Linked DNA regions of Mus musculus: region 2 is linked to region 1. The links are chromatin loops, found by intact Hi-C in ENCODE. Cell type or tissue: left cerebral cortex. All regions are shown on one strand. Each heading gives the region's core, and the rest is flanking DNA. Links, peaks and the distances in the headings are about the cores only. Region 1 holds the start of Ccnd3 (cyclin D3). Region 2 holds the start of Gm41590 (a long non-coding RNA gene).

Evidence for each region. A loop is a pair of places that touch in the nucleus more often than their neighbours do. Peaks named below come from ENCODE experiments on the same cell type or tissue, not always from the same donor. Only the 100,000 strongest peaks of a DNase experiment are listed, where the experiment ranks them.
Region 2: it touches region 1 in a loop (1.9-fold over the local background); 6 of 42 quality-filtered maps call a loop at or near these places.

Annotation. Positions count from the first base shown.
Region 1 is chr17:47,586,846-47,598,570 of GRCm38, forward strand. It overlaps Ccnd3 (cyclin D3), which reads left to right and starts at 6,622. Exons shown (of 5, transcript NM_007632.2): 1 at 6,622-7,007; 2 at 7,889-8,104; 3 at 10,575-10,734; 4 at 11,158-11,294. The coding sequence starts at 6,810. In left cerebral cortex, for the core only: no CTCF peak of the experiment used is centred there; DNase peaks (open chromatin) are centred at 6,639, 7,228, 7,253, 7,275 and 2 more places; H3K4me3 peaks cover 2,550 bases; H3K27ac peaks cover 1,119 bases.
Region 2 is chr17:47,540,425-47,552,149 of GRCm38, forward strand. It overlaps Gm41590 (a long non-coding RNA gene), which reads right to left and starts at 5,933. Exons shown (of 5, transcript XR_876848.3): 1 at 5,608-5,933; 2 at 4,953-5,040; 3 at 3,221-3,362; 4 at 2,143-2,614; 5 at 1-1,492. It also overlaps a transcript of Ccnd3 not described here. In left cerebral cortex, for the core only: no CTCF peak of the experiment used is centred there; a DNase peak (open chromatin) is centred at 5,566; H3K4me3 peaks cover 409 bases; H3K27ac peaks cover 192 bases.

The DNA of each region.
Region 1 (11,725 bases), core at 2,418-10,417:
TGTTTTTGTTTTGTTTTTCAAGACAGGGTTTCTCTGGGTAGCTTTGGCTACCCTAGAACTCACTCTGTAGCCCAGGCTAGCCCCAAACTCACAGAGGTCCATCCATCTCTGCCTCCTGAGTGCTGGGATTAAAGGCATGCATCATCACACCAGCTGAGTCTTTTTTTGTTAGGAAAATCTCCAAGTTGTCTATCCTTGAGCTTTGTGGTATTCTTTTCCTGAGACTGGGTCTCATGTAGCCCAGGCTGGCTTCAAACTCAGCGGATAGCTGAAGATGCTCTTGAGCTTAAAACTCAGCTTCTTTATTTTCTTTATTTACTTACTTTTATTTTGAGGCAGAGTTTCTCTGGTGTAGCCCTGGCTGACCTAGGACTCTATTTGTAGCCCAGGCTGGCCTTGATCTCACAGAGATCTGCCTGCCTCTGTCTCCTGAGTGCTGGGCTGAAAGGTGTGTACTGTTGCACCAGGCTAGCGGCTTTTTTTTTTAAAAAAAAGATTTATTTTATTTATGTATATGAGCACATTGTTGCTGACACACCAGAAGAGGGCATCAGATCCAGTTATAGTCTGCTGTGAGCCACCATGTGGTTGCTGGGAATTGAACTCATGACCTCTAGAAGAGCAGACAGTGCTCTTAACCATTGAGCCATCTCTCTTCAGCATGGCCTTTTTTTCTTTTCCTCTTTCTTTTTCTTTTCTTTTCTTTTCTTTTCTTTTTCTTTTTCTTTTTCTTTTCTTTTTAAAGGCTTAATAACTATTCTTTTTTTTCTTTTCTTTTGGAGACAAGGTCTCATTTTTAGCTTAAGTTGGCCAGGAATTCACTCCATAGCCTAGGCTGACCTTGAACTTGGGGAGATTCTCAAATTGGGATTCCAGGTCTGTGCTACCAGGCCCAGCTTATACAATTGTGTTTATTTCTCAATTTAAAAAAAATCCATTTTTATTTTATGCGCTGGGGTATTTTGCCTGCATGTATTTATGTGTACACGCATGCCTGGTGCCTGCGGAGGCCAGAATGAGCCTCAGAGCCCCTAGAAATAAAGTTACAAATAGCTGCACAGGTGCTGGGAAGTGAACCTGGGGCCTCTGCAGATAGCAGCAACTGCTTTTAATCGCAGAACACTCTTTCTAGCCTTTAATTTCTCAATTGAGGTAAATGTTATTAAAAGTTATAAAAATGGGCCATAAAGGGTATGTGTTCTTGGCATACAAGAAGCCCAGGGTTCAGCCTCAGCCACTATTATTATGTTGATAGTTGTAAATACCCATACACGAGGACAAATTTGGCTTTTACAAAGCCAAGCCATAATCAGTTGGACAGTGGTGGCGCATGCCTTTAATCCCAGCACTTGGGAGGCAGAGGCAGGCAGATTTTTGAGTTCGAGGCCAGCCTGGTCTACAGAGTGAGTTCCAGGAAAGCCACGGACTACACAGAGAAACCCTGTCTCAAGAAAACAAAACAAACATCCATAATCACAACTCAACTACCTGGGCACCCACCCCCCTGCATCCCTGCCTCCCCTGCCCCTCCACACACACACTGTGGCTCTGGGGATTGAACCTAGGGACTAAATGAATTCCGAATAAGTGCTTTCCCAGTGAGCTACCTCCAGCTCAGAGAAGAGTGTGTGAGAGAGTGGAGAGGGTAATTGTTAGTATATAAGTAACCTTTTTGCTTTTGCTTTTTTTTTTTTTTTTTTTTGAGGCCGAATCTCACTATTCAGTAGTCCAGGCTGTCCTTGAACCTGCAGCAATCCTCCTGCCTCAGGAGGATGAATGTTACGATTACAGGTGTGGGCTACCACAATTGGTTTAGAAACTACCACATTTGCATGTTCCCTTTGCCCCGGATACCGTGCAAGATACTTTAGGCCCTTTGGTCATCAAAACATCCCGGTAGGGTACGGACTTTGTTATTACCCAACTGGATGAAAAGAAAAACAGACACGAGAGAACCAGTAGGTTTCAAACTCACTCCAGAGTGGCCTCATTCCGGTGTTGTGTCCACCTTCCTATTTAGGGGTGGTATCTCCTCATCTTAATCCCCTACCTGGTTTCTCTCTCTCTCTCTCTCTCTCTCTCTCTCTCTCTCTCTCTCTCTCTCTCTCACACCTCACACACACACACACACACACACACACACACACACACACACACAGTGGGTCTGAGAGTAAGGGTGAGGTGAAGGCCCTCACCTGTCACTCTGTTCCCCTTCTGGGTCTCAGTTGGAGAGATTCCAATGATAAAGAGGTGAGGGAGTGGTAGGAGGAAGGACGCTCAGAGTCCTTCATCCTCTGGCCTTTCCTTAGGGCTTGTGACAATTACATTCCAGCTGTCCTCTAATTTACCATTTCATTGAGTAACTTTGTAATTGGATGCACCTGGCTTGAAGCACTTTGATTTATTCCCCCTGGTTATGGGGAGTGTGAGCTGGGCTGGCTCTTTCTTTCCCTGTCTCTTTGTCTCTCTCCTCCTCCACTCCCCTCTCCTCCTCCTCCTCCTCCTCCTCCTCCTCCTCCTCCTCCTCCTCCTCCTTCTTCTTCTTCTTATTCTCTCTCTCTCTCTCTCTCTCTCTCTCTCTCTCCCACCGCTCTTGCTTGTTTGTTTGTTTTTTGGTAGTTGTTTGTTTTGTTGTTGTTGTTTTGTTTTTGAGGCAGTCTCACCTAGCCCAGGCTGGCCCTGAATGGCTGCCCACCTTGCTTCCACCTTCTAAGTGTTGAGATTCCCAGTGTGTGTGTGACTCCTCCAAGTTTTGCCCAGTTTTTTATGCAGTGCTGGGAATTGAACTTAGAGCTTCTTGCATCTTAGCCTAACACTACCAACTGAGCCTCATTCTCAGCCCCTTTTTTGTTGCTTTGTTCTGTTCTTCGAAGGGCAGTGATGGTGAAGCCGGATAAGCAGACCTCTCTGGAGTTCTCCCGGGGAGGCCTCCTGCTCCCTCAGCAACCACCCTTCATGTAGCTGGCCAGCTCCTTGGCCCTGAAGGCCCAGGACAGTGGGGCTGTTGACCAGTTATCCAAGAAACCTTCTAGGACTCAACTGTCTCTCTCTCTGGGTGCCCTTTCTCAGTAGGTCAATGAGGAATAGATCAATATACATCCTTGGGACAGCACAAGAGGCAATGGAATGAAGTGGTCAAGAGTTGGTACTGACTGCTGCTTTCAGATCTCTGTGGCTCAGCACCGCCCCTGCGCCTTTGAGTTCTAACTCAGTGTGCTTAATTTTTTGTTTCCTTCATTCTGTCTTCCAAATTCTTGAGCATGTTTGCCCCGGCACTCTGGGATTTCACCCTGTTTGTTATTCTGAAGACACTCTCATCCTTTTCTATTCCCATCGGTGCATATTTCCATTTATCGGTGTTATGATTGTGAATGTCAGCTTCAGAAGGACTGCACCAGGCCAAACAGTTCCACCTGAGGTTTATTAGGAGAGAGAGTGGCAAGGTGGTGGCGGAAAGAGGCGGGGGGAGAGAGACAGAGAGAGAGAGAGAGAGAGAGAGAGAGAGAGAGAGAGAGAGAGAGAGAGAGAGAGAGAGAGAGAGAGAGAGAGAGAGAGAGAGAGAGAGAGAGATATTGAGTTTAGGGGGCCTTTCTTTATATAAGGATGATGACGTAATCACAGGTAAAGATAGGAGCTGAACCAAGTGGATTCTGGGAATATGGTGGCTGTTGTCTTGGCAACAGGTGTTTGGGGTCCTGCCTATGTGATGTCACGGGTTTTGGAGGTCCTGATACCAACAGTCTCTCTCTCTCTCTCTCTCTCTCTGTCTCTCTCCCCCCGCCTCTTTCCGCCACCACCTTGCCACTCTCTCTCCTAATAAACCTCAGGTGGAACTGTTTGGCCTGGTGCAGTCCTTCTGAAGCTGACATTCACAAACAGTTGGCAACAGGAGGTCCTGATACTAACACAAAAGGCAAGGCTTTCTCTCCTCCTCAGTTCATCTCTCTTCCTGGAAGCTTTCTTCCCTGTTTGTTTGTTTGTTTCCCAAACTCTAATAAAATGGTCTTCAAGCTTATTAAAACAAAAAGAAGCCATGGGGGTTAGAAAGGTAGCTCAATGGTAGAGCGTACCTACCTAATATGACCAGCATCGATTTCTCCTGATGTCCACCCATGCAAGGGCATCAACTCTGGAGCTAAACCAGACTGCAGCCTGCTTTTACCAACTCCGAGCTATGTGACCTCTCCGTGGTCACTTAGCCATCCATGGTGAGTATTAGCACCCAGCCCCTATTACACAGGGCAAAAATAATATACTTTCTGTAAGGCTGTTGTGAAGATAAAATGATTTATTACCTCTCAGATATGTTCAGTTCTTGGACATGGTATGTGTACATGAAGACCTGTTACTGTTGTTGGTACTCACAGCCAGTTGTTGTGTCCAGAGGATACACAGCTACGCGGGACTTTATCTCTGCCCTTCAGGACAGGAAGTTTGGTGGTGCATTCCTGTAATCTCAATATTTGAGAGGAAGAGGCAGTAGGATTGTTGCAAGCTGGGGGCTATTCTGGTCTACCTAGAGTCAGAGCTACATAGAGTCAGGTCTATAAATGTCAGAGCTACATAGTGAGAACCCGTGTCATAAAACTAACAGAATGTTAGTGTGGGTAAGGCATGCAATTGGGAGGTAAAAGCAGGAAGATCAGATCCAGCCTCAGTTATATACTAAATTCAAAGCTAGCCTGGGTGCCGTAAGACCCTTGTCTCAAAAAGTGTCCCCTCCCTCATTCGTTAAGTGTAAAGCTTGATGTATAAACATGGTGGTACGAATTTGTAATCCCAGCACTTGGGAAACTGAGGCACGAAGCTGGAGAATTCGAGGTCAGCTATAAAATAAGACAAACTGTTTCAACGAGGAGAGAAACCACTGGGGCAGTGACCTTCTGTGACTGAAGCAATCCCATCATGCCTCCTTCCTGTATGAAAAGCCATCCCCATATGTGGATTCTGACCCCTTGCTCAGCGCAAGACTAGTGTGTAGACCAGTGTGTAGACTAGTGTGTAGACCAGTGCATAGTCCAGTGTGTAGACTAGTGTGTAGATGGATCTCACTGCTTATATATTGTCCTGTGCTTTCCTGGGGCTCACTTGGGCTGAGCAGAGAGAGCAGTGTCTTAGTGGTGGGCTTTCTTCTTTCTTTCCCTCCTTTCCTCTTTCCTGCCTTCCTTATTACATCCTTTTTTCCCTTGATTTTTGTTTTTGAGACATAGTCTCATGATATTAGCTCCTCCTGACCTAGAACTCTTATTTAGACTAGGCTGGCTTTGAACTCAAAGAAATCTGCTTGCCTCTGTCTTCAAAGTGCTGGGATTAAAGGGGTGCTCTGTCATGCCTGTCTTCCTTCCTTCCTTCCTTCCTTCCTTCCTTCCTTCCTTCCTTGTTATTTGAGTCATCTGACATGGGTCTGGCTGGCCTGGAATTCTCCATGGGCTATTATCATTTGGTTTGCTTGGTTTTGTGATAAAATCTTATATAGCCCAGGCTGCTCCTGAACTCATTAGGAAGCAGACAGTGACCTTAATCTTCTGATCGTTTCTGGGTTCTGCAGTGCTGGGGATTGAGCCCTGGGCTCTGAGCATGCTAAGCAAGAGCTCTACCACCTGAGATATATCTGCAGCCCACCCCCTGCCACCGTGTGTGTGTGTGTGTGTGTGTGTGTGTGTGTGTGTGTGTGTGTGGAGAGAGAGAGAGAGAGAGAGAGAGAGACTCTAGGCAGGCCTTGAATTGTCTGTATAGTGGATAGTGGATCCTGGTGTTAAGCCAACACTTCCCTGGGTCTGAGATTACTGGCTTGCTCCACCACAGCCAGCACCAAATGGCTTTTTATATGCTGATTTTGACCAACACTGCTCACACCTCCGTTGGTGCAACGCAGTGTCCCATTCAGCAGACCTGAGAAACTGCATTTCTTCTTTTGCTTTTTATTTTCGTTGTGTATGTGCATGAAGGTGTGTGCGCACATGCTACATACAGCCTTGGTGTAGAAGTCAGAGGACAGCTTATGGGAGTTGCTCTCTTCTCTTCCATCATGTGGGTCCCAGGGATCACACTCAGGTTGCCAGACTTGATGCCAGGATAGTTTACCCTCTGAGCCATTGAATCGGACAGAAACTACATGCTCCCAGATGCTGCTGCAGATCTGCGCAATTCGTTAAAGTAGACGAGATTCTAAGTCAAGTTTCCCGACGGACCAACAATGAGATCTTTGCAGCTACTATTGTGCCTCAGTATCATGGTCTGCAAAATAAAGCCCAACTCGAGGCCATTCCTAGAAGCCACTTTAGGGTAGGAGTGACCCAACTATGTACAAAGTTATGACCACATTCCCTAGAGCAATGAAATATGACGTATACACGAAGGAATAACTTTTGGCGCCTAGTTCTTTCCTGGGTGGCTAGAATCGCGACGGGGCCCATTGATGGGGAAGAGGGCACCCTTCCAGAAAGTTCTCTCTACCCTCTTGGTCAGAAGGGACCCGAGGGCCCGGAAGCGTGCGGGCCGGAGCCCAGCGGACCAATGGGGCTGCGGGGAGGGAGGGAGGGTATAGCGCCCGCCAGCCCTTTCCGACTGCGGCCCCGCCCCTTAGAACGTTGTGACGTAGGAGCATTCCACGGTTGCTACATCGTCGCGAGGGGCGGGGCGCCTGTCAGGGAAGCGGTGCGCGCGGGTGGCGGGCGGGCTGGGGCTTCTCCGCACAGTGCCAGCGCCAGCGCCAGACCCGCCCGCACCCCGCGCTCTCCCTCACGCGCGTCGCTTCTCCTAGGACTCGCTAACCCGCACTCTTGCTCTCACCCGTGAGCCATCGCAGGATGGAGCTGCTGTGTTGCGAGGGCACCCGGCACGCGCCCCGGGCCGGGCCCGACCCGCGGCTGCTTGGGGACCAGCGTGTCCTGCAGAGTTTACTCCGCCTGGAGGAGCGCTACGTGCCGCGAGCCTCCTACTTCCAGTGCGTGCAAAAGGAGATCAAGCCGCACATGCGGAAGATGCTGGCATACTGGATGCTGGAGGTAAGGCCCGAACGGGTCCCCTCTCCTCACCCCACCCCCACCCCCGGCTCTGGGACAAATTGAACTTTCCCTGTCGGATCTTTGCGATCCCGACCACAATCTGCAAGATGCTTTGGCGGCCCAGACTACTGGGGCCTGGCCTTTTCACACAGGCGCCCTAAGCAGCTGCCTGCGTTCTGTCCCTTTCCTTTCCCCAATCCTGATCGGCTTCTTCTGTGATTTCCAGTCACTTGGCACTGTAACTAAACTTCACTTTGGGTCGGGAAAGCGGGCTAAGGGCCACTCTTTCCCCAGTGGCTTTCCTCGGTGTCTCCTGCTTCCTTCTTCACCCGGTGCTCTCTGGAGGGCGCGTTTGGAAAACCCTGGCCTCGGCCGCCTTAGCCCCAGAACTGGTTCCTGTGTCTATCGCGGGGTTCTGGCGGGGGAAACTGGTGGGTGGGGGTGGCGCAGGCTCGGTTCCGGTCCACAGGGAAATGAAAAGTGCGGGAGACCGCGGCAGGAGTTCCCTCCCTTCCCCCTGGGAGTGTGTGTGCAGTGGGTGGCGGTAATGAGGGTAAGGTCCCAATTCTCTCTAGGTGACCCTTCCGTCCCCCTTCCGCTCGCCGTGGGGGAGGGGAGTCTGGAATCCTTCGTGAGCATGGGCTTCTCTTTTACACCCCCTACTCCGGGGTGGGGAAGAGACCATGCAGAGGAAGTGGGGGGGTCACCTTGGGGAGGGCACATCCTCCTCGGTTATTGATACTTGTCGCTCTAAGTTTATCCCTTCTCGGTTTATTTTTTGCTTCGCATTCCACTCTCCCTCCACCCCCCACCCCCACTTCTCCACGCTGCCGTGTTTCACTTGGTCCTTCCCTAGCAATGACTCGTGCGCCCTCCCTCAGGTGTGTGAGGAGCAGCGCTGCGAGGAGGATGTCTTCCCTCTGGCTATGAACTACCTGGATCGCTACCTGTCCTGCGTCCCCACCCGAAAGGCGCAATTGCAGCTTCTAGGTACCGTCTGCCTGTTGCTGGCCTCCAAGCTGCGCGAAACCACGCCCCTGACTATTGAGAAGCTTTGCATCTATACGGACCAGGCTGTGGCTCCATGGCAGTTGCGGGTGCGTGCGGAATCCTCCCCCCCCCCCCCCGCCCCTCCACCAAACATACGATCGCCCTATGTACTAGTAAAAGAAAAGCCAAGCTCACTCCCTCACCCACCAACCCTCCCTTCGCCCCTGGCTGGTATTTTGGGACAAAGGCCTTGTAGTGTGGTCGTGGTGCTTCGGTTGCAAGCTTAAAACTAAATGAATCCCTTTCCTCTGGCCGCAGTGGGGTTCCACTCCTAACTCGCCCCCCCCCCCCCCAATAGCAACAAGTCCAATTGCGGGTCTATACACCAGTACTTTGCCTCTGGGTTTACACAGCCACCGTGAGTTATTTATTGGCAGCAGCAGGGCATGTCTGCACACCCCCACCGGAGTGGAATGTGCTTCACGTGGGGGAGGGGGCTGCCTTGCATGAGCCTTTATCCCCGTGTGGACTTTGTGATGGAAAAGCCTCCCGGAGCTGATTAAAGCCAGGCCCTGCTCGCTGGAAGGAAGCGCTGAGGTGTTTTCATCCCTTTCCCTCCTATCCCCGAAGACACCGCTCTTTTCTAAACCCTCCCTTTCTTGTCTTCCTTCTGAAAAACTCGAGCAGCTGCTCTGGGCCCGTGGAAGAGTTTCTCCCTTTGCTGCTCAGCCAAAGGCCAGAGCCGAGACAGACAGGGAGCTGAGCTGCAGCTGCTTCCGATGTGATAATGATGCCGGTCCCCTGGCCCTCCCACTCAGACCAAGGGCTTTCATAACCCTGTGGGGAGCTGCTGTCACTCCTGTGGTTTGGGAAGTGGCTCCTTGGGGCCTCTTGCTGGGAACTTGGGCTGGGCTCCTCCAGGCGGGGCAAAAAAAAAAAAAAAAAAAAAAAAAAATCGGTTGGGTTCTGCCCTGCCCCGGAGGAGTCTAGGGAGGAGGTGGATCTGCTTGGATCTGGAAGGGAGCTTGAACGTCATCTCCCACAGGGTCTGGGGGAGAGGGTGGGTGAGCTGGCACCTCCCTCCACCTTGTTCTGTGGCTGGCCAAGCCTTCTCTGACCCTGAGAGGAGTCTCTGGGCCCCATCTCCTAGGGAGGAGGGCAGCAGGCAGACTCCTGTGATTGGCTGGCTGGGAAGCTAGGGTACTGGGGCCCCTGACTGCTGTGAGTCGGGGAACTGGATTCCTCTTCCTGTCAAGCAGCTCTCACGGATGGGAGGCCTGAGTTGGGAATCCGGGAGGCCCCACAGCTCTTTGTGATGAATCTAGTTTCCAGAGCCAGGGAGCACGATGTTTTTGAGGGATTGAGGCTGGGAGGTAGGAGACTTACTCTTTGTGAAGAGATTAAGGGTGGTCTACATGGCTGTGTGTGAGGGGAGTTTTTCAGAATAGGCAAAGCCCTCCTTCTCCTGCTCGAGGCCCTGAGCTGAGAGTGGCCTGCGGTCAGAGTTGTGAGGGACTCCAAGAACTCCAGCAGTCTAAATCCACACAGCAGAGCAGAGGCCCCAGAAAGGAGGGGAAAATCCGACCAGAGCGCCTTGAAGGCAGGGATGGGTTGCTGCTGCCAGCTCCTCTGATCTTGGGGTAGGGCTGGGGTTTTTCATGTCATCTGGATACAGGGGAGCGTGCCCACCTAGTGAGGACTCCCACACTCCTGGTTGCCATTGGGGTGCCCCTTTAGAGGCTGGATGCTATTTGGTTATTAGGATAGAGCCCAGGGTGCAAGCTTCAAGCTTCCTTGCCTTACTTCTGGCTCTAGTCCAGGCTGTTTCTGTGGGGTTCTGTAAGAAGCCTGGGGCTGACACCTAGGTCATGGGACAAAGAAGAGGGACAGCTGTCACTGGGGGGGTCCTGGAAGATACTGGGTGGGGCTGACATTTCTACCTCAGTGAGGAGTCAAACCCATGAGTTCCTTCCTGAGATAAAACAATGAAGAAATCCTCCTGTGTGCAACTCGGAAGTGCAGCTCGGGCCAGGGCTAGGAACTTCATATGAGTAGACTGAGGTTGGGGCTCCTAGCCTCCTCCTAAGACCTCTGAATGGTTATGTAGGCTTGGACAGGTTTCTCAGGGGTCATCTGGATTCATCCTGTTTGGCTTGGATGCCCTTGTCTGGAGACAGGACCCACCCGTGATGTCCCACAAAGGGGGGTGTGGGTTGGGTTGGGCAACCTCCTCTTTGAGGAACCTTAGGAGTGGCTTCATGCTCATTTTGTTTAAGAGACCTGGATGCGATGTTGGGGAAGAAGAGATTTCCGAAGCCTGTGGAATTTAGAGTTGGTCTGTTTCAACTCACGCCCGCCTCAGACTCATGGGAGGATTAAGAGGGATTAATTCAGGTCGTTCTAGCACCTAGTAACCATCAATAGATGCTTAAGTGTACGGCCCTAGTTCTTCCCTGCCCCAAACCCGTCATCCCGCGGCAGCAGCCCCTGAAGCCAGAGGCAGAACTGTGACCCTTCTGTCAAATTCTCGGCCCCCTCGGCCGACTGCTGACTCCATGTTCCTTCCCTAACCCCCAGGAGTGGGAGGTGCTGGTCCTGGGGAAGCTCAAGTGGGACCTGGCTGCCGTGATTGCGCACGACTTCCTGGCCTTGATTCTGCACCGCCTGTCTCTGCCCAGTGACCGGCAGGCTTTGGTCAAAAAGCATGCCCAGACCTTTTTGGCCCTCTGTGCTACAGGTAAGAGCCAACCTGGGGGAAATTGTGGGGTTTTTTGGGAAGGATACGTAGTAACAGCCAGGAGATGGTTTCAGTACTCAGACCTGTGTACAGTGATCTGGGAATACTGAATAAAAGTTACTTGCCTAAGGTCTTCATAGCAGGGTTTTGGATATTTTGTTGTTCCTGGTGCCAGGTACACCTTGGGTAGATGGAAAGTTTGTTGTTTGCTCATATCTCAGAGGAGGTCGGGCTGTGGTCTGGTGGGTCAGTGATAGGGTGCATTCCTCAGTCAGATTGCCAACACTGTGAGCACACACCAACCAAACCCCCTCCTCCCTAGGATCTACCTTGTCCCCTTGGCTCAGTGTCACCCCATTCACCACTGGGGGTTCCCAGGATGCAGCCTGGTGTGTTGTAAGATGGCTCCCTTTCTTTTCCCAGATTACACCTTTGCGATGTATCCTCCATCCATGATCGCCACAGGCAGCATTGGGGCAGCCGTGCTAGGCCTAGGCGCCTGCTCTATGTCTGCGGATGAGCTCACAGAGTTGCTGGCCGGGATCACAGGCACTGAAGTGGTAAGTCTCAGCCCCTCGCCCCCCTTCACAAAATTAAAAAAAAAAAAAAAAAAAGCTGTTCCTCTGAATCTCCAGCAGAGGGCACCATCCACCCGGGCCCCCAACTATGATTGTACGCCCTTGCCTGCTTCTCTGGCCTTTTATCTCTGGCTCCAGTCTGGAGAGGAGTGGGTGGGGTGAAGGACACTTGGCATGTAGATACCCTTCTCTTGACATCTCTTGACAAGTGCTGTGTCTCGGACAGGGGTGGGGGACTTGGTGTCAGATGGAGGGTTGCTCTCACACCCTTGCCACATCCTCTTGCCAGTTTCTGAGAACTAAAGACCTGATTCCTGGGCTGGGCTGTGGCCTAACCTCCCCAGACTTCCCAGTGCACAGGGGGTGGCCTTTCCACCTGCTTGCTGTCAGTGCTGTGAGGGAGAGAGAGAGGC
Region 2 (11,725 bases), core at 2,233-10,232, 47 kb before region 1:
CTACTCTTGGGGTGTGTGTGTTGGGGGTCCTCTCCCATGTTCCTCAGGCTGCTCTCTTCTCAACAAGGGTAATAATGCTCCCCTTCATTTTTAGCTGTGACTATATATATATACACGCACACACACACACACACATATACATATATATATATATACACACACATACACACACACACACACACACACACACACACACACACACACATATACACACACACACACAGATACTGGAGCGAGTTCTAAACATCTTCACGAAGCTGAACACGGTGCTGCACACCTGGACTCTTAGCACGTGGGAAGCAGAGGCAAAAGGTTCTCGAGGGATTCAGGCCAGCCTGGGCTAAATACAGAGAACCTTTCTCAAATTCAAAACAAACAAACAAACAAACAAACAAACAAACAAACAACAAAAACTCAAACCTGAACCGAACCAACCATCTATCCATCCACTCAAACAAATAAACAAGAGCAGTAATTCCTCTAGCAGCATCTTTTTATCTCTGTTGGGGAAGGACCAGCGTGCCCCTCCGTTGTCAGGTGACTCCTGGTTGAGTTACTGGTATAAGACATCTCAGTGCCCATGAGCAGCGAGAATATTCACTGCTCTCCCGTCTAAGGTTTCTGAAGCTGTGAGCACCCTGTGTCTGCCAACAGCTCGTTTTACACCAAGGACAACAACAACACGTCTTCTGCTGTCTGCCTCTGCAGGAGGCCTTGGTGATTCCCATTCAGAATCAGAATTGGGCTGGTAGGCAGATACTAGGTGGTCACTGCCTTCTTCCTTTTCCGGGTTAGTTCAACAGTCTTAGAGGTACACAAACCATCCTTGCCTTCCCCAGAGGAGGCATCCATACTGCCCCAGTGTGTCAGCACCTTCTAAGGGACACGCCAACAAATACACAGTGGCTCAGTCAGTAAAGTGTCTGCCACTCACAATGAAGACCAGCATTCCAACATCAGCACCCAGGTGAAAAGAGCCCAGTGGTCCACCAGTGTAACCCCCGGGGCTGGGAGGCAGAGACAGGCGCATCCTTCTGAGGTTGGGGAGCATCCTTGGGAGGCTGCTGGCCAGTCAGATTCCAGTGAGAGGCCCTGTCTCAGAAAATAAGGTCGATGGCTCCTGAGAAAGGACACCCAAAGTTGTCCTTTGGCCTTGGCACATGTGTTTGTACATGTGCACCCACATACATGCAAACACGTGCATACATGTAAAATAAAACCATCATCGGATAGTCAAATGTGATACACTGATTGACCAGTTGACTCCTGGAGCTACTGCAGTGCTGTTTTTTTACTTTTAATTTTTTTTCGTTAAGTTTTCTTTATTTGGGGGAGGGGCACGTGCACACCACAGCACGCACGCACGCACGTGGAGGCCATAGAGTCTTTCTCTCTTGTCCACTGTGTGGGTTCCAGGGAGTGAGCGCAGGTGACCTTGCTTGGTCCCTTACCCTCGGAGCCATCTCCCAGACCTCTGCTGTGCTGCCTGTTCCTATGGAGACAAGCCAAGAAGAAATACAAGATCTCTCCTCCACTTTCACAGAGAACCAAGCACTGCTCTAAATTAAATCTAGGAAGCAAAATCTATTAGAAAAGAAAGGGGAGGACCAGGCATTGTTTTTGGAGATTGCTGTGGAACAATCTAAGGCTCACCAACCAGGAATTCCTTGGTACAGATGACAGCCATGTCTGGTTCAGTGCTTGAAAGTCCCACCCACACAACCACAGGCAACTTTGCCCTGGGGTGACTGAAGACAGTTGCACCACACCCCCAGAGGAGCCCAGCTGTCTCTGCTTGCCCTCATTCAGCCACCTGAACTCATTCACTGTTTTCCTGTCAGTTGGGCCATGCTTGGGAAGAGGCCCCTGTGGGTGGGGAGGGGCTGTGTGTTTCATTTGCTGTGGGGTTCGGTGTCTTTCCTCAGGCTTTAGCAGAACAGGTGCCGGCCAACCAGCTGGGTGAAATGAGGACAATCTCCCCCCCCCCCCGCCGCCCCCCTCCACGCCCCATCCAAATCCCTCCCCCAACCCAGCCACACCAAAGCCACATCCCATTTCCTCCCTCCCCCACCCTCCATTCAAAAGCTCCCCACCCTTCTCTGTCATCTGCTCTGCTACAGCTGAACCTGAGGAAGGACTCACAAGGACAGTGTTCCCCTGCCATACTCCCGTTTATTCCGAGTGGATGGAGAGATGGGAATGTCCTAGGGAGGGATGGCATAGGTCTCTGATTTTCCCTCCAGGCACTGAAGGCCAGTTATGCAGTTGAATAACCATCTCTCCCAGGCTTCCTCCTGGTCACCTAAGAGAATGGACACATGAGTGGATGGTGAAGGAATCAGACCCGGAAGCATATGCTAGAATAATGATTCTCAAAGTTGAGCTTGTACCTTCATGGGCTAGAGGGCCTCGGAACTCAACTGAGAGTGTGACACTGAGGGACTGAAGCGGGCCCCATGAGTCGCATTTCCAGGTTGTTCCCTGGCTGATGGATAATGCTACGCAGGCTGGTATAGGAACCGCATTCAACCTCCATCCTAGGCTACTCTTAAGGGATGAGAACAGACCACTCGAGGAGGAGGGGCTGCAGCAGGAACTCAGATGGGGAAATTGGCTTAAGAGAAGATAGAGGCTGCATTGGTACAGGAAGATCGAGAGTTCAAGGCTACCCTCAGCTACATAGTCAATTCCCATCTAGCCTGGGTATGCGAGATGGCAGTAAAGACACTAGCTGCAAAGCCTTACTGCCTGAGTTTGATCATCAGGACCCACGGGATGTGAGCAGAGAAGGGATTTCCACATGTTGCTTTGACAGCCATGCTGTGGCATTCAAACACACATACACACACACACACAGAGTGAGAGAGAGAGAGCAGAGAGGAGGCCCTCCTTGTCTGTTTTTGCCCACCTGGCCTGTCCTTCTCAACAAAATGCTGCCTGTCCACTTTACTCTCATCGAATCCCCCAGCCCTGGGAAAAGAGATGCCCCTGTCTTCTCTGGGGTTTGCCCTTCACTTCCTGTGCCGTGGGATACCTGGCAATGAGTCAGAAGCACAGAGCTAACCCCACTGCAGCACTGAAAAGGGACCCACAGTCACGTGTTAGAGAGACATTGCTCAACTCGGGGCAGCAAATGTTCCTGCTAATGTTTTAAAAAAAAGTCACAAAGACAAACAAACACAAATATAAAGTGAGAAATAATGCTTACAGGAATACTCACATACACAAAGACAAAAGGCTTGGCTGGCAGGAGCCCTTCAGGACCACCACCCAGGGCTCTGCTGGGAGATTCTGGGCTTGGGAATGTAGCTCTGTGGCAGGGTGTTACTTAGCCAGCTCAGCCTGGATTTCCTTCCCAGCACCTTGAGAAAACCAGGGGAATGTGTGCATTTGTTTTTTGTTCTCTTGTTGAGGTTTCCTTTGGGCTTGCTTAATTTTATTTATTTTTTAATTTAATTTATTTTTGCCTGCATGTTTGTGCAGCATGTATGTGCCTATGAACACGTGAAGACCAGCGAGAGCATCTGTTTACCTGAGACTGGAATTACAGATGGTTGTGAGCTGCCATGTGGTGTGGTTGCTGGGAATCAAATCTGCATCCTCTGGAATGCAGCGGTGACCGTGTCTCCATCTCTGACTGACTGACTGACTGACTGACTGACTGACTGACTGATTGATTTTTGACTTTTTGAGACAGGCTGTATTTGTGTGACAACCCTAGCTGTCCTGGAACTCCCTCTGTAGACCAGGCTGGCCTCAAACTCAGAGGTCTGTCTGCCTCTGCCTCCTGAGTGTTGGGGTTAAAGGTACGTCACCACTGCCTGGCTTAAAAATAATTATAAAAAAAAAAAACAAAACAAAAACAAAACAAAACCAGTGGCCAAGTATGGTGACTTATGCCCTATAATTTCAACACTGGGGAAGCTGAGTCAGGATGATAGCTTCAAGTTCAAGGCCAGCTTGGGCTACATAGTTCTAGGCCAGGCTAAACTACAGTGTAAGACCTGTCTCCTTGTTTTAAAAAGTAAGAATATAAAAATAAAAACATTGCCGGGTGTGGTGGCTGGCGCATGCCTTTAATCCTAGCACTCGGGAGGCAGAGGCAGGCGGATTTCTGAGTTCGAGGCCAGCCTGGTCTACAGAGGGAGTTCCAGGACAGCCAGGGCTACACAGAGAAACCCTGTCTTGAAAAAACCTAAATAAATGGAAATAAATAATAACATTGGACTATGTAACAATGAGGCACAGTCCCAGAAAGTGAAGCAAGCCCTGGCAATCGTGGGCAGCAGGAAGGGGTCATGGTATTTTATAGTTTATATACCTGTTCTCCTCTGGACAGTTTGGATTTGTATTAGGTATATCATTATTATTATTATTATTATTATTATTATTATTATTATTATTATTTATTTTAAAGAGATGAAGGTCCCAGAGGGATGGCTGGCTAAGAATACTTACTGCTTTTATAGAGGACCATGTCAGGTGTCTCTTGGCTGCCTGTGCCAGTCCAGGAGACTCAGTACCTCCGGCCTCCTGGCCTCTGAGGAAGCCTTTGCTTGCATGCACATATGCACACACCAACTCAAAATCCACATAACTTAAAATAATAAAAAAACAATGGAGCCCTGGGGTCCCCATCTTTCCCTGCTAGACTGTTGACAACGGAGGGATTCTAGGGGAGCGAGCGGCCATTGCTTTCAGTGGGATAGAGCCCGGCAGGCTCTCATGTAGAATTTCAAACCTGTAGCCACACACAGCACCCGATAAAAAACTGAGGGTCACAAAACAAATCAGAATAGCATGAATATGAGAAATGAGCCTGGTGGAGAGATGGGAGAAGGTGACCGTGGAGCGTAAACAACGCATTCTGTGCATGTATGAAGTTGTCAGCAAATGCATTCAATCAGTTAAAAAAAAAAAAAAAGATGGCACCCGAAAGATGGCCGACAAACCTGACAAATGAATTCAGTTCCCAGGGCCCGTGTGGGGAGCGGAGGAAAACAGCTACTATAGGTTGTCCTCTGCCGGTGGTACTCACGCCTACAAACATACGCACAGGAAATGAATAAACGAGATTTTAAAAAAATTAACAGATCTACCAAAAAAGATGGTACTGCACACCTGTAATCCCGGGAGATGGAGGCAGGAGGATCAAATGTTCAAGGTCATTTTTGGCTTATAAGGACTTGACAGATAACCCCAAGATACCTAACACTGTGGCTAGTGAGTGTTAAAGAACACAGGATTACCTTCTGCCCCCCACCCCTCCCCCACCCCATCACCCCATTACTGCCCCCCCCCCCCCCCCCCGCCCTCAGACTCATCCAGCTGTTCCCGATTTCATTCCTAACTGTCACTGTCTTTTGAGTGGCCTCCACTCGCTGGCTCCGTTTCCTCGCCGGCTACTTTTATTTTAAAGAAACACTGCGTGGTTTTGTTTGCCAGTGGACACCCTTCCAAAAAAAGAAGATCCGGAGACTTTAACTCAGCCTCCGCAAGCAGGGCTCCATCTTCTCCGGCTTCTCCGGGGCTCGCAGCACACGCAGGCCCTTTCATCATTGTAATCGCTGTAAATGCCATTTTGTGTCTTCCAATGCTTTACGTCACCTAATTTGGGAAGCCCGTCTGTGTGTGGACACAGAGTCGCTTCTTCTGGCGATGGTGCTGTAGCTGTTCAGTCGGGGTCTGATTGTTAGCCACTTGGGTGCTTTCCAATCTGGGACTACTTCCTTATTCACAACTGAGCTCCCTGCATTCTGCTTCAGCCTCTCTCCAGTCCATAAAAACCTGCCTTCCTAAAGGTCACGGCCGCCAGTCTTTCTAAGAGTCTTCTCAGTCCTTGACGAAACCCTGGTCCTCACCGTAATTGACCTGCCTGACTGACCGCAGTCAGGGCCACCCAGCAGCCTATCTGTCAAACTGGAATCCCAGTCTATTTCTCCTTCCCAGGGTTTTTTTTTTTTTTTCTTTTTCTTTCTTTTACACACACCAGCAGCCTGTGGGTACAAGGCCTATAACCCCAACTACTGGGCAGACTGAGGCAGGAGGGGCCCAGTTTCAAATCCTGCCCGAGTGGGATCAAAGACTGCCAGACTGACCAACTTAGGGAGACGCTAAAGCAAATGAAGGGTTAGGACTGAGGATATAGCTCAGTTAATAGAATGCTTGTTTATCATGTGTCGGGCTCTAGCTTTAGACCCCGGAACTGGGGAAAAGAAAACAACAACCACCCAAAGTTGATAAATCAGATAAATCGAATCGAGCACAGAGTGAAGGAATGAATGAATGAAACTGCATTGTGAGTAAGTGACAGATCGCAAGTGACAGAATCCCAGTGACTTTGGGAAGCTAAAGTTGGAGGATCTTTTAAATCTCAGTCTTCGAGGTAAGGCTGGGTACCAAATCAAGATCTTGGCTCATTCAAAACAAAAACAAGCCGGGCGTGGTGGCGCACGCCTTTAATCCCAGCACTCGGGAGGCAGAGGCAGGTGGATTTCTGAGTTCGAGGCCAGCCTGGTCTACAGAGTGAGTTCCAGGACAGCCAGGACTACACAGAGAAACCCTGTCTCAAACACACACACACACAAACAAAAACAATAAAACAAAAACCAAATTGGACCAGGAGTGATGGCTAGGCCTTTAATCCAGGCAGAGGTAGAAGGATCTCTGTTGAGATGGAGGCCAGCCTGTCTGCTATGTAGTTAAGGTGTTTATTTCCTGGTGTGGTACTGTAGGGAGCTGAACCCAGGGTCTGGCGCATCCTCGCCACGCCCTCTAGCACTAAGCTATGGCCCCGGCTCCGTAGGTTGTTGGTACTTCGGGGCTTTGCAGTCATTTATTTATGTGCGTGTGTGTGTGTGTGTGTGTGTGTGCACGTGCATGGGTCAGGGGATGACCTGTGGGAGTCGGCTTCCTCTTTTCTCCGTGTGGGGTTTGGGGCTTGTGCTCAGGTCAGCAGACCTGGAGGCCGGTGCTTACCCACCCCTCAGTCCATTGCTGGTTTACTTGTGAGGCGCTGGGATGAACCCCAGGGCCTTGCATGGCAGGCAAGCTCTCTGAGTGGCTACATCATCAGCCTTATATCTTCATCTTGTTTGCTTTAGACCAAATCTCCCTAAGTTGCCCAGGCTGGCCTTGAACCCACTTTGTAACACAGGAGGATTTGAAATTGGGAACTGGGTCCCTTTGCCTCCGTTTGTAAACTAGCCAGGATTTATAGGTATTATAGGTTAGGTCCTTTACCACTGACCTATATCTGCAGCAGTAACTTATTTAATCTTATTTTCTGTGCATTCATGTGAGGATGTCAGATCCCCTGGAACTGGAGTCACAGACAGTTGTGAGCTGCCATATGGTGGCTGGAAATTTAACCCAGTCCTCGGGAAGAGCAGCCAGTGCTCAACTGCTGAACCATCTCTCCAGCCCTAGTTTTGGATCTATCTATCTATCTATCTATCTATCTATCTATCTATCTATCTATCTATCTATCTATCTATCTATCTAGGGTTTTTTAAGACAGGGTTTCTCTGTGCATCCCTGGCTGTCCTGGAGCTCACTCTGTAGACCAGGCTGGCCTCGAACTCAGAAATCTGCCTGCCTCAGCCTCCCAAGTGCTGGGATTAAAGGTGTGTGCCACCACTGCCCGGCTGAGATCTTTTTATTTCCTTTTCTAGCTGGGCAGTTCATGTATATGGAGTATATGTGTATATGTTCATGTATGTGTATATGTCCATGTATATGAAATGTATATGTCCATGTATGGCTATATGTGTGCTGTTTGTCTTTCCATCCTGGTATTGACAGACATTTGCATTGCTTCAGTTTGGGGCTCTTAAAGATGTATGAGCATCCTTGTGCAAGTCTTTCTTCCTCTTACATTTTTCTATGTATTTTGTACATATGTGTATGTGTGCAAGTACACACATAAAAGTCAGAGGGCAGTTTAGGGGAGTCAGATCAGCTCTCTCTTCCTACCATATAGCTCTTGAGCGTGGAGCACAGGTTATCAGGCGTGGCAGCTTCACCTGCTTAGGGAGCTCACTGGCCCCATGTTGGAACCTTTTATGGGTATAAGGTTTCTTTTTAGGCAGGGACTTAAATTTGGAGTGTCAGCAGTTTGATTGTATCTGGTTCTTTACTTTTTTTTCTTTCTGTTTTTGTTTTGGTGGGGTTTTTGTTTCTTTTCTTTTCCTTCCTTCCTCCCTCCCTTTCTTTCCTTCTTTCCTTCTTTCCTTCTTTCCTTCCTTCCTTCCTTCCTTCCTTCCTTCCTTCCTTCCTTCCTTCCTTCCTTCCTTTCTTTTTGAAATAGGGGTTTTTCTGTGTAGCCCTGGCTGTCCTGGAACTCACTCTGTAGACCAGGCTGGCCTGAAACTCAGAAATCTGCCTGCCTCTGCCTCCCAAGAGCTGGGATTAAAGGTGAGCACTGGCACTGCTAACTTTTGAGATAGGGTCTCACTATATTGTGTAAACTGGCCTTAAACTCCTGAGCTCAGACAGTCCCACTGCCTTAGCTTCTAGAATACAGGTTACATGAGAACTGAAAAAGGAAGACATACTCAAGTCTCACCATGTGGCAATAGTTTGTTTAAGATGGAGTCTTTTGTAGCCCAGGTTGGCCTCAAACTTCCCGTAGACAAGGACAACCTGGGATTTCCTCCTCCCTTTGTTTCCGGAGTGTTGACATCATAGTATAGGCTCTCATACCTAGATTGTATTGTTCTGTGCATTTAACTTAAGATTTCCTGCACGCAGATGCTGACTGCCTGAGCTCCATCCTCAAAGCTGTAGGTTCGTGAGCTCTGTGTGTGTGTGTGTGTGTGTGTGTGTGTGTGTGTGTGTGTGTGTGAGAGAGAGAGAGAGAGAGAGAGAGAGAGAGAGAGAGAGAGAGGGAGAGAGAGAGAGAGAGAAAGAGAGAGAGAGAGAGAGAGGGAGAGAGAGAGAGAGAGAAAGAGAGAGAGAGAGAGAGAGAGGAGTACAGGCATGTGTTCACGTGTAACGTGTAAGAGTGGGTGTATAGGTGTATAGGCCATAGCCGGCCTGTGGAGGTCAAGCAGACAGCAGGACAACCTTGAGTATCATGGGTATCACTTCTCACCACCTTCCTTGTTTGAAGCAGGGTCTCTGGACTTAACCAGACCTGTGCTTCTGAGGACCATCTGCTCTGCTTTCCTCTCCCGTAAGAGTGTGGGTCTAATAGATGCACAGTCCATGCTTGACTTCTATGCAGGCTCTCAGGATTCAAACTGAGGTCTGTGGTCAGACCCCACCCTCACCCAAAGCCCATGAACTGCAAGGGAAACTGGGAAGTGTAGTTTCCCTGGGCATCCTCGGTAAGGAACCAGAACCAGGGAGCCTCTAGCTAGCCTCTACCATGGCTGCCTTGGGGACACTGTTGCCATCATCCAGCCCAGAATTTGCCTTCTTTTGCTATCAGGGCTTGGGACATGCAGTATGGGACATCAAAGGTCCAGTGGGGTCAGCCTTTGGTCCATGAGACCCTTGAATTTTTCTACCATCTTGTCTTTTCCACTTTAGTAATTTCTAGCCCAGAGCCAGGCATAATGGCCCACACCAGTAATCCTGGCATTTTGGGGAAATGATCAGTTATTCAAGGTTCTCCTCAGCAACATAATAAATTCAAGGCTAATCTGGTCTACATGCGGCCCCATAACTAACAAACAAACTGCCAGCTGAGAGGGGAAAATCTATTTTGGCATCTAGACCCAGTGTTTTACACAAATACACACACACACACACACAAACACCCATGAATTTTCCAGCTCTGGGAGTTATGTAGAAGTTACTTTAATATTTTGAAGCTAAATGAAACTCAAGATTTGGGTGGGTCTCACAGGATCCAGAGCTGATAATGACTGCTGTGCTATTAGCAATTCAGGATTTGAGAACTTGCTTTACCTGCTAAGCTACCTTCCAGCCCCTTTCAATAAAAAGATAGATGTATGTATGTATGTATGTATGTCTGCATGCATGCATGCATGCATACATGCTTGTGGAGGTCAGAGGACTGCTTTCAGAAGTCTTCTACTGAGTGGGTCCTGGAAATTGAACTCAGGTCATCAGACTTAATGGACAGACACCTGAATAGGAGGGTTTACTTAAAAAAAAAAAAAGAAAAGGAGGAGGAAGAGAAGGAGGAGGGGGAGTCGGATAGATGAATTGTTTTCAGTTAAAGACAAGGAAAAATTCCTTTAGTGCTGTAGACTACCCACTGTGTGACCTGGAAGAAGAGTTGACAATTGACCAGAGGCGTAGGGGAGGCCGGAGGAGTAAGAATTGGAAGAGATCATCTTATCTGATCACTCTTAAAACCTAAGAGCCACAGCAGGGAGTGGCCTGAATTGTGATGGGTTTTCCTTCCAGCCTGGACTCTTGTTAGCGTGGGATGGGGTAGCTCTCTCTCATCTGTTTCCAGATTCCTTGTGGAGTTTTAGGTTAAGTGCATTAGTGTGATAAAGCCCATCCAGAGATCAAGTCTGTGATCCCAGGACTCTGGAAGCTGAAGTACAAGAATGGTGAATTCCAGACCAGCTAAGGCTGTGTAGTTGGCCATCTTGGCCTGTGTAACAAGACTGAAAAGAAAATGTAAGGACCAGGCATGATGGCACACACCTTTAACCCTTCGGAGGCAGAGGCAGGCAGAGCGATGTGAGTTCGAGGCCAGATTGGTCTACACAGAGAAATGCTGTCTGGGAGGCATTGTTTTTTTTTTTTTTTTTTGAGATTGGGTTTCAAAAAAACCTACTCCTCAGTCCCTATCCCTTTCCCTGGTTCTGTTCCCAAGCTGTCTGTCTGAGCCCGGGCTATCACGTGACTCCCTTCCACCTGATCTTCACGCTGCCACCCACTCCCACACTCCCAACCCATCGTTAGTGTCCCCAGTCTCTGGCCCAGGGCCAGATTCCTTGTTTCTTTCTTTTTATGGTGTCTCTGGTTAATCTGGCTGGTTCCTTGGGACAGTACAAAGGTTGGCAGCTGCATAAGAGTTGTTTTTTGACTTGGGTCTTTTCTGGAGCATCAGGGGGAAGAGGTGGGTACCGGACAGCCAGGCAAAGGAAAGAGACAGACCAGTGGGGACACCGGCAAGCGTGTAGCCCTAGCAATAATATCTATATTAATAATAATATAATAAATAATCTAGATGTGGTGGAGGATACTTATATTCCCAGCACTAGGAGTTTGGGGTAGGAAATCAGGAGGTGCAGACAAGCTTCTGCTACACTCTGAATTTGAAGAGAGTCGGAGCTGTGCAAGACTGTGTAGAAAAATAAACAGAATGTGCGCCCCAGGCCAGCGAAAGCTGCACAGCGAGGCGCTGCCTCTAAACCAAACAAACAAATAAGTAAATAGGATCAGGCAGATGTCTGAACAAGTAAAAGTGCTTGCTGCCAAGTCTGGTGAACTGAGTTTAACCCCTGGGACCCATATAGTGGTAGGAGAGGACTGAGGTCCACAAGCCGTTCTCTAGCCACACACGGGGCACGCACATGCGCAGACTCACTCTCCCACCACCACCACCACCACCACCACCACCACCACCACCACCACCACTAAATGTAATAATAATTAAGAAAAAAAGGTTTAAAAAGTATCTAGATATAATTGGGTACTGGAGGTAGTGAGGACAAGATATCACATAGACAGTAAGAACTTGGAGTGTAGTCACTCACACCTATAATCTTAGCCCTTGAGAGGTAGAAGGAGATGG